Linked DNA regions of Homo sapiens: region 2 is linked to region 1. Evidence: chromatin loops called from intact Hi-C (ENCODE). Cell type or tissue: heart right ventricle. All regions are shown on one strand. Links, peaks and the distances in the headings refer to the core of each region. The heading gives the core; the rest is flanking DNA. Region 1 overlaps NUP98 (nucleoporin 98 and 96 precursor). Region 2 has its middle 41 kb from the start of MIR483.

What was found. A loop is a pair of places that touch in the nucleus more often than their neighbours do. Peaks named below come from ENCODE experiments on the same cell type or tissue, not always from the same donor. Only the 100,000 strongest peaks of a DNase experiment are listed, where the experiment ranks them.
Region 2: a loop joins it to region 1, with 15 times the contacts of the local background. A loop is called at or near these places in 1 of 110 quality-filtered maps.

The regions. Positions count from the first base shown.
Region 1 is chr11:3,761,833-3,767,204 of GRCh38, forward strand. It overlaps NUP98 (nucleoporin 98 and 96 precursor), which reads right to left. Exons shown (of 33, transcript NM_016320.5): 9 at 1,070-1,207. Among named protein-coding and RNA genes, the nearest start is that of NUP98, 33 kb to the right of the region's middle. In heart right ventricle, for the core only: no CTCF peak of the experiment used is centred there; no DNase peak of the experiment used is centred there.
Region 2 is chr11:2,090,566-2,095,937 of GRCh38, forward strand. No RefSeq gene overlaps it. Among named protein-coding and RNA genes, the nearest start is that of MIR483, 41 kb to the right of the region's middle. In heart right ventricle, for the core only: no CTCF peak of the experiment used is centred there; DNase peaks (open chromatin) are centred at 2,676 and 3,669.

The DNA.
Region 1 (5,372 bases), core at 172-5,171:
ACTTGGGAGGCTGAGGCACGAGAATCGCTTGAGCCTGGGAGGGAGAGGTTGCAGTGAGCCGAGATCATGCCACTGCAGTACAGCCTGGACAACAGAACGAGACTCGGTTTCAAAAACAACAACAACAACAACAACAACAACAGAAGTACTAGAATGTCTTGAAGCATTATATAATTTTCTCAATTTCTTACCTCAATTATCTGTCCAAAGTTTAAAAAAAGAAAAGAGAAATTTCAATCTCCATGAAAACAGGACCATATGTTTTAGGGACTTTGTGTTCCTTTTTTATTTTTTAAGACAGAGTTTTGCTCTTGTTGCCCAGGCTAGAGTGCAATAGCGCGATCTCGGGTCACTGCAACCTCCACTTCCTGGGTTCAAGTGATTCTCTTGCCTCAGCATCTCAAGTAGCTGGTATTACAGGCACCCACCACCACACCCAGCTAGTGGTTTTTTTTTTTTTTGTATTTTTAGGAGAGACGGGGTTTCACCATGTTGGCCAGATTGGTCTCGAATTCCTGACCTCAGGTGATCCACCCACCTCGGCCTCCCAGAGTGCTGGGATTACAGGCGTGAGCCACCGCGCCTGGCTCTTTTTTAATTTTTTTAACCTACTCACAATAGCAAGTTCAAAGTTTCTTCCATGAGTACCTCAACAATTTCAACAATTTGATCAACCCCAAAAACATTTCATTCCCAAACATCATACCAATTTATCACCTACAAAAGAGGGAAGAACTAGGAGTTAAAAATTATCTGATTCAAATAAAGCAAAAGAATTTCAATTTAGACTCAACAATTTAACCAATGCTATCAGAAGTATGATGCACATAAGCACTGAGGCAAAGAAATTTTAAAAGGGAAAGAATTTACTAATTGAAAACAAACCTGAAGTTAACCTGAAATTTCATTTTATATCAAATAATTTTTTGTTCTCAGAATCAAATCATATTAGGCTGGTGCAATAATACACCCAATAAAAATACCTGCAAAACAGTCAAATCCTTAGAAGAAAATTCCTTTTAACAAATTTACACACATCTTCAAATTACAGTCAACTGCAGAAACCTACCGAACCAACAGCACCAAATCCAGTATTGGTCTGCCCAAAGAGACCTGTTCCTGTTCCAAATGCTGTCCCAGTGCTGGTGTTTGTAGCTGTCCCAAAAAGACCTCCAGGCTGTGAGGCTTGGGTTACTCCAAATAATCCCTGCAAAGAAGTTTATATAGATTAAAAGATATCCTGTAATAGTTTCCGTAACGAATCTCAGAGTAATAAAAAAAAAGTTACCATTTTTTCAAGCTTATATGACAGATATTAGGCTAAATAACTTATATAGATTATTTCCTTCAAAACAACCCTGAAAAGCAGGGAGTATATTTTTCAAAAAGCTCAGAGCATTTTAAAACTTGCCCAAGGTGCCACAGCTCCTGAATGGTAGGAACAGAAGTTCAAACCTATATTTAAGCCCCTGTTCTTCCCAGGATGATGAACTCCAAGGTCTTAGGCGTCTATTAAATAATAAGACTTTAACTCTTGTGCTCTAAGAGATGTCAGGGTTGCAACACTGAGAAGCAAAATAGTATGTCTAGGTCCTTCATTTTCAACGATTTAGGTGAAAAGAACTAATCAGTATCAAGCTGGGGAGTGAACTTAGAATCAAGTAACCAAAAATAATCAGCGAAAATAAATCAACACGGACCGAGGTACGAGTGTTATGTTAAAGAGCCTTAATTCCTTTTTTTGATACGGAGTTTCGTTCTGTTGCCCAGGCTGAAGTACAGTGGCACAATCTCGGCTCACTGCAGCCTCTGTTCAAGTGATTCTCTCGCCTCAGCCTCCCAAGTAGCTGGGACTACAAGGGCACGCCACCAGGCCTGGCTAATTTTTGCATTTTTAGTAGAGATGGGGTTTCACAATGTGCCCAGGCTGGTCACGAACTCCTGACCTCAGGGGATCCACCTGCCTCAGCCTCCCAAAATGCTGGCGTGAGCCACTGCACCCAGCCAAAAGCCTTAATTCTAAATGAGAAACTATACTCATTTCCAATGAGCAGTCTGCATCATCCTATGTTTAACAATGTATTTTACTTATGCATTAATAAAGGAAAAATATTGTGCTAATAGACTTGCTGAATAGGGAATTCACTTTTTAAAGTTTTATTGAGACACAATTCAAACATCATAAAATTCACTCATTTACAGTGGACTATTCCGTGATGTTCTGCAACCATCCCTACTATCTAAATTCTTACACCCCCCAAAGAAATCCCAGACCCATCAGTGATTACTCCCCATCCCTAGGGAACCATTCATCTTTTTCTATGGATTTTTTTTTTATTCTGAACATTTAATGTGAATGGAGTCATAAAAAATGTGGTCTTTGGTGACGGGCTTCTTTCAGTTAGCACATTTTCAAGGTTCATCTGTGTTGTAGCATATATTAGTACTTCATTCCAATTTATGGTTGAACAATATTCCATTGTATGCATATACCACAATTGGTTACCCATTCATTGTTAATAGATCTTTAGGTTATTTCTACATTTTAGTCATTATGAATAATGCTGTTATGTTCACTTGTGTACAAGTCTATGTCTTATTTTTCTTCGGTAAATCCCAAGATGTGCAATTGCTGGGTCATATCGTAACTCTGTTTAACATTTTGAGGAACCACCAAACTGTTTTCTAAAGGGGCTGTACCAGCAATGTATGAGGGTTCCAACTTCTCCAGGTTCAATACTTACTACTGTATTTTTTTGTTGTTTTTGTTGAGTCTCACACTGTCACCCAGGCTGGAGTGCAGTAGCACAATCTCGGCTCACCACAACCTCCGCCTCCCGGGTTCAAGAGATTCTCCTGCCTCAGCCCCCTGAGTAGCTGGAACTACAGGTGGGCACCACCATGCCCGGCTAATTTTTTGTATTTTTAGTAGAGACGGGGTTTCACCATGTTGTCCAGGCTAATCTCGAACTCCTGACCTCGTGATCTGCCTGCCTCGGCTTCCCAAAGTGCTGGGATTAAAGGCGTGAGCCACCGCGCCCAGCCTGTTAGTCTTTTTTTATTGTATCTTTCAAATAGGTATAAAGTGGTTATCTCATTTTGGTTTTCATTTGCCTTTCCCTGATGACTTATGATGTTAAGCATATTATCACACCACTTACATATCTTCTCTGGAGAAATGTCAATTCAAATCCTTGGCCCTTTTTAAATGAGTTATTGTCTTACTACTGAATTATAAGAGTTATTTATACATCCTGGATACAAGTCCTATATCACATGTATGATTTTCAAGTATTTTCTTCCACTTACAGGTCTTTTCACTTTGATGATATCCCTTTGATATATAAATGTTTTTCTGCCATCTTTGTTTGTTTAGAGATAGGGTCTCATTATGTCGCTCAGGCTAGAGTGCAGTGGCCTATTCATAGCCACGATCATAGTGCACCACAGCTTCTAACTCATGACCTCAATGATTCCCCGACCTCAGCCTCCTGAGTAGCTGGGATGACAAGCATGTACTAAAAGGCCTGGCTAAAAGGTTTTAATTTTGAAAAAGCCCAACTTATCTATTTTTTCTTTTCTGCTTTTGCTTTTGGTGTCCTATCTAAGATATTACTGTCTAACTAGGTTTCTTCTAACAGTTTTATAATTTTAGGTCTTGCACTTAGAAATCTGATCAATTTGTGGCCAGGCATAGTGGCTCACACCTGTAATCCCAGCACTTTGAGAGGCTGAGGCAGTCGGATCATTTGAGGTCAGGTGTTCAAGATCAGCCTGCCTAACATGGTGAAACCCTGTCTCCACTAAAATATAAAAAAATTAGCCGGGCACGGTGGCGCACACCTGTAATCCCAGTTACTCAGGAGACCAAGGCAGGAGAATCGCTTGAACCCAGGAGGCAGAGGTTGCAGTGAGCCAAGATCGTGCCACTGCACTCCAGCCTGGGCAATTAGAACAAGACTCTGTCTCAAAAAAAAAAAAAAAAAAATTGATCAATTTTAACTTTTGCAGTTAAAAAATGCTGTGAAGAATCCAACCTCATTATTTTGCATGTGAATAACCAGTTGTCCCAGCACCATATGTTGAAAAGACTATTCTTTCCTCACTGAATTGTTTTGGTATCCTTGTTGAAAATCAATTGTCTACAAATGTGAGGGTTTATTTCTGGACTCTCACTTCTATTCAATTGGTCTATGTCTCTCCTTGTGCCAGTAACACAATTACTATTGCTTTATAGTAAGTTTTAAAATTGAGAAGTAAAGCCAGGTACAGCTGCTCACACCTGTAATCTCAGCACTTTGGGAGTCCAAGGAGAGCAGATTGTTCGAGCCCAGAAGCTCGAGACCAGCCTGGATAACTCGATGAAAACCCATCTCTACAAAAACTACAAAAATTAGCTGGACATGGTGGTGCACGCCTGTAGTCCCAGCTACTTGGGAGGTGAGGTGAGAGGATCGCTTAGCCCAGGAGGCGGAGGACGCAGTGAACTGAGATCATGCCACTGCACTCCAGCCTGGGTGACTGCAGCGAGGCCTGTCTCAAAAAAATTAATAAAATAAAATTGAGAAACATGAAGGCCAGGCGCAGTGGCTCATGCCTGTAAACCCAGCACTTTGTGAGGCAGAGGTGGGTGGATCACCTGAGGTCAGGAGTTTGAGACCAGCCTGACCAACATAGTGAAACCCCGGCTCTACTAAAAATACAAAATTAGCTGGGTATGGTGGTGCATGCCTGCAATCCCAGCTATGTGGGAGGCTAACGCCGGAGAATCCCTTGAACCCAGGAGGCAGAGGCTGCAGTGAGCTGAGATCGTGCCATTACACTCCAGCCTGGGCGACAACAGTGAAACTCCGTCTCAAAAAAAAAAAAAAAAAAAAAGAGAGAAGCCTGAGGGTCCTCCAACTTGTTGTTTTTCAAGATTGTTTTGGCTATTCCGGGTTCCTTCTTATTCTTTCTTCAGTGTTTTTATCATGAAAAAGTGTCAAATGTTTTTTCTGTATTTACAAAGGTGATCATGTGGTTTTCTGTTGTTTAAATTATATTACCACAGTGTATTACAATGATTAATGATCATATGTTGAACCAACCTTCCTCGGATAAATCCCACTTAGTCATGGATTATGATCCTTTTTTGTTTGTTTGTTTGTTTTGAGACAGAGTCCCGCTCTGTCACCTAGGCTGGAGTGCAGTGGCAAAATCTCGGCTCACCGCAACTTCTGCCTCCTGGGTTTAAGCAATTCTCCTGCCTCAGCCTCCTGCGTAGCTTGGATTAGTCACCCGCCACCCAGCCCAGCTAATTTTTGTATTTTTGGTAGAGACGGGGTTTCACCATGTTTGCCAGGCTGGTCTCGAACTCCTGACCTCATGATCCG
Region 2 (5,372 bases), core at 278-5,277, 1.7 Mb before region 1:
CCCCTCCACAGGCCTGCTCATCTGGCTATGCAGCCTCCAACATCTGGACTGATGAAAAGCCACCGCCACTGCCATCCCCACAGGCAAGTGCGCACAGAGGCAAGCGGGCCGTGTCTATGCGCACACTTGTATGTCCAGGGCTTGGCTGTCCAGGGCTGAGGGCAGGACAAGAGCCACAGCAGCTTTGAAGACATCGGATTCTGGGGCTGGGCTCAGAGTGGCCGCCACCTTGCAGGGTCCCACCAAGACCACTGCAGCCTGGAATTTCCTGCTGACACTGGACGTAGGAGGCCTGGAGGGCCTGCAGGGGTCAGCCAGCGCCTCCAGGACCCTCACTCAAACCTTGTCCCACGCCTTACCACCTTGCACCTGGTCTTCCCACACCAGGAAAAGCCCCTCCCATCCTCCAGACCCCAAAACTCTCAGGCGGCCCCCACACTCTTGGAAGCCCATGACTTGTCATATCTTCTGGGGAGTTTTGGGCCCCAGTACAGCCCACAGCACAACCTCCTGAGGGGCTTGGTTTATTTATATTTTTACTGTAATGACTTACTTGAAATTTTGCTTATTTATTATCTTTTTATCTCTGACACCCTGAGGGGCTTGGGAAGGGTGAACGGAGTGACACTCTGGAGGGGGCCACAGGCTAACCTGCAGGCCTCACATGTGGGTGGAGGTGGAAGAAGGGGCTTGGATTCTGGGTCCTGGCTGCACAGCCCCGGTCGGAGGCCTGTGGGGCTGGGGGCTGGGGAGCTGGCCCCCAGGCTGTAATTACCAGGCTCACCTCCACCTGAAGTGGGGTGTGGTGGCCTCAGCCCCAAATTACAGAGCACAGCTGCATGGTACAGTGCGGGCAGGAAAACAGGGCCTGCTCCTGTCCGGCTCCCAAGCCCTTTTCCCAGCTGGCTTCGCCTCTGCTGAGCCTGGCCACCCCAGAACCAGCAGGTGGGCTCCAGGGAAGCCCTGCAGCCAGGCCAGCCCTGCCCACTCTTGTGTCCATGCTCTGACAGCAGCCAGAGGGGCCCTGGCAAAGGATGAGCAAGGGCTGGAGCCCCCTCTGCTCCCACCCCACACTCTCATCTCACCCAGGAGTCCTCTGCATCTGCGTCCCCTGTGGGTGCAACACAGGACCACAAACTCGGTGGTTTAAAGCAACAGAAATGGGTTCTGTCCCAATTCTGGGGGGCCAGAATTTAGAAATGCAGGTGTCAGCAGGGCTGGGCTTCCTCCAGGAGCTACGGGAGGGTCCCTCCTGCCTCTTCCCGCTTCCAGGGGCTGCTGGAGCTCCTGGGCCTGCGGGTACATCACTCGCCTGTCTCTGCCATCACAGCTGGCACTCCACACCCTTACTTTGTTCATTCCTGTCAGCCCACGGGAATGTGGACCTCAAGACAGGAGAGCCGGGATCTCTGTCCTCTCCCTGCTGCACCCCAGCCACCAGCATGGCTGCAGAGCCCAAGACAGCAGACGGAGGAGGTAGTGCGGTGTGCGCCTTTGGGGCCGGTGGCTCGGGAAGGGCAGGCAGAGCCCTCTACGGGGGACTATGTCCTTTGTGGATGGGCAGAACAGTGCACAGTGGGAGTGCCTTGCACTAACAGATTGGAAACTGAGGCACAGAGGGGAAAAGCGTCCCTGGTCCTCCGGCCTGGTGGAGCATGAGAATCTGGCGCAACTGGCTTTGCTGTGGACTGACTAGTGGATGCTCTCAGGCCCAGGGTCCGGGGTCTGTGCCTGCCAAGCACCCAGGTGATACGTGGGATGGTTACTGAGAGCTGCCAGGGCTCCACCGTGTGCTGGGTATGCTGCCAGGGGTCCACACATGAGGCCCTTCACCCTCCTAGCAACTATGAGATGCTCATCATTTAGAAGGGGAAACTGAGGCTCATGTTGGAGTATTGAGGAACGCCTTCCAGCACCACTGTGCAAGCGGTAGGCCTGCCTGGGGCAGTGGGGAGACAGTTCCCGGAGGGCAGCAGAAGCAGCAAGCGCCCAGAGTCTGGCCCATGCCAAGCCTTGGGGCCCCTGGAAGACCAGCCTGATGGCAGAGGCTGAGGCTTCCCCGTGGGCTCCAGGGGAGGTGGGAGGCCAGGCTGGCTTTGACAAGCCCCCACTGTCTCCTTCCAGCAGCCCCAGCCGGTCCCAGCCCCTGCCTTGGGGCTTCTCAGCCTAGGACTGGCTCATCCCCGCTTGCTGCCCACATCAGCCCCATCTAGTCCCTCCTGCAAGCCCCCGCTCCATCAACCCTCTTTCCTACACCCCAACCATTGCCTGGGGTCCTGCCTTCCAGCTCCATGCTGACTGCACACCCTGAGCCCTCGCCAGCTGCCCAGGGAGCTCCTGGGGCCAGTGCAAAGCTATCCATCCCCTCTGCAGCCACCCTGGCCCTAAGCAAGCAAGAGCTCCCAGCCATGACTGGACAAGGTCCTGGGTGAAGGAACAAACAAGGGAAGCTTCTGGGGAGGCTGGGGAGGCTCCTGGTCAGCAGGAGGCTGCCAGGTGCGGGTAGTAACTGACTCACCCGGTAAGTCTTCTGAGGAGGCCCGGGCCAGTGGAACTCCCAACCAGGTCCCCGGGGAGGAGGCTGCCTGGCAGGCTGGATGGGAGCCGAGGCCAGAGTGTGCCTGGAGCAGCCCCTGGCTCAGCCAGGCAGCAGCTTGGGGCCTCGCCAGGTGGTGGCTGCCAGCCTCCCTGTGAGAGCCGCCGCCTGTGGTTTGAGGCTTTCTGGCTCCCAGGCTGGCTTCCTGCCCAGTGGGTGGTGAGGCTGTGATTGCAGCACGTCCCACCTGGCCCCTCCTGGGGCTGGGCCCTGCACCAGCTCCTGCCTTTACCGGCTGGGTGATGAGGAAAGGGGGCTGAACCCCAGCCCAGTCCCCTGACCTGCTGATGACAGACCCACCTCGGGTGGGGGCTAAGGAGGTGCTGTGTGGGAGGGGCCTAGCATGGTGCCTACTGAATCAGATGCCCCGAGATGGACTGAAACCACGGAGGAGGGAAAAAAATGAGCCCCTGGGAAGGTCTGGAAGTTGTGTGGAAGAACTGACATTTGAGCTGGGTACGGAAATGCAGCAGGGAGGAAAGGAGGTGGCGCTCCTCACCGAGAAGCCAGCCCAGCTAAGGCAAGGTGTGGCCAGGCGCTACACTTTCCAGCATGGCAGGAGCCTGGGTGTGTGGATGTCAGAGGAGAGGGCCACGGGAGCAGGCAGGATGGCGAGGACCCAGAGAACCAGGCCACAGAGCTTGGACTGGGACCAAAGGTGCTGGGGAACCCTGGGGGGTTTGGAACAGAGCAGCGCCCCACTCGCCAGCCTGGCCATGACCAAACAATCAGCAGGACCCCCCATGCACTCACCCAAGAGGAGCTTCCTGCTGGCCACAGTGACAAGAATTGCACTCACCCAAGAAGAGGGCCCTGCCGGCCACAGCGATGAGACTCTGTCTCCAAAAGCTGGCAGTGCCCCATGGACTGGCATGTGGCTTCACAAGAGAGATGGGGGCTCTCAGGGAGGTCATGTGGCAGAGAGGGGAAGGCAGGGTATGGGCAAAAGGCAGAGACAGGAACATGCAGGACGAGTGCCCAGGACAAGGAGGAACCCCCGGACCAGAAGCCTGACTTGGCCAGGGCCTGAATGTCAGGAATCGTCATCATGGCCTGACACGCCGCTGGCTGTAGACTCGTGGAGTCCTTGTGGCACCTGGCCCAGAAAGCTTCCCACGCACAGCCCAGGGCACTCTCCTGGGATTATGGTAAGTGTCTGTGGCCTCTCAAAGCCTAGTCCCCGAGCTGCCAGGCATGGAGGAGGGTGGCAGTGGTGCCCCAGGCCAGCCTGGATGCTGGGCGGCACAGCCCTGAGCTGGATGGCCCGGGAGGCTAAGGCCAGCTCTGCCCAGGAGACCCCAGCAGCTACTGGCTCCATGCCAACATTTGCGTGAGGGTCCCGGGGGAAAGCTGGGTGCCATCGCTAGCTAAAAACTGCTGGCAAACAAAACGGAGGGTTTGGTTGTGCAATGGAAAGGTGAAACCGCAAAGGAGCCCGTGTAACACTTCCCGGGGTTCCTGGGCTCTTCTGAGACTGGCTTGGGGCTTTGGGTTTGGCCGAGGGTGTAAGATCCCGGGAGCAGGAGGCAAGGACTAGAGGGGTATGTGCACGCCCCAGGGCTTGGTCACAGGCACGGTCCCTGCGAACATGCCATCTGCACAGGCTGGGATACTCCAGGCCCACCTGTGCCCTGGGGCCCCTGGGTGGATGGACATCCCCAGAAGGACGTGGTCCCTAATCCTGCCTGGTCAGCTCATCCTGGGACCCCAGGGACCAGACCAGAGCATGTCACTAAGTAGGGGACCCCCATCAGGTGGAGGCGGAGCCTCTCTATTCCTGCCGCTGTCCCTCCCCAGGCTCGACCCCAGGGCCTGGTGGCCTAAAGACAGGCCAGAATGGAGCTGGAGTCCCACTGGACACTGTACAGAGTGGAAAACTGAAGCCCGGGAGCAGCTTCCCAGGGCTCCATGCCCAGCCCCTCCCCAGGGCCCAGGCACACAGGGATACTCCGTGCACCCAGGGACAGGTTTCCAGTAGGGCCGTCTGTCCAGGCCACCTGGGCACATACTGGGTCCCCCTTCCTTGTTCCCAGAGTTTCAGAGGTGCAGCCAGGTTGGGACAGGAAAAAGCCTGGGGGCCAAAGGGCCGCTTGGACCCCACTGTGCCCCGTGTGGACACCACGTCACCCTGTGGGAGGCCAAGGCCCACCTCAACCTCCCTCTCCAGCCTCTGTCCCCAGCAGCCCATGCTTTCTCATCCCACAAGGACCCCTCGCCCAGGCCCGACTGGTCATCCCCAGTGGGATATGGCACAACTTTGGGGGAGCAGCCTTGGGGTTGTAGCGTTGGGGGTGGAGGGGTAGGTCTAAGGCACCTACCCCTTAGGTAGGTAGGAGATGACCATGACTGATGGTCATCCCCATAGAACCACCCCAACACGCTCTTACACCTCCCAGCTCAACAAAGACCTTCCAGAGCCTTCTCTGGCCAGCCCAGGCCAGACACCAAGAATGCAGCGGTCAATAGGACCTGCCCTCACCAAGTGCACACCTATCCGTGGGTCCTCACTGGCCAAGAGCTCCTTCCTCTCCTCACCCCCATTTCTCATCTCACCAGCCCTGCCCCAGCTCCCTGCAGGCCCTCGCCCTGCCCACCCCTCTTGTCCCGACGGGTCTCAGAGTCCTGGCCACCAGAACCCAAAGATGTCAAGACTTCCCTCTAACGAACCTGATGTCTTGGATTCCTTCTAGAGAAGGCCAGGTCTCAGCCAACAGCCCAGCGGCTCCCCAAGGCTTCCATGTTTCTCCTGACAGCAAGCTCATCCCTCCACAGCACA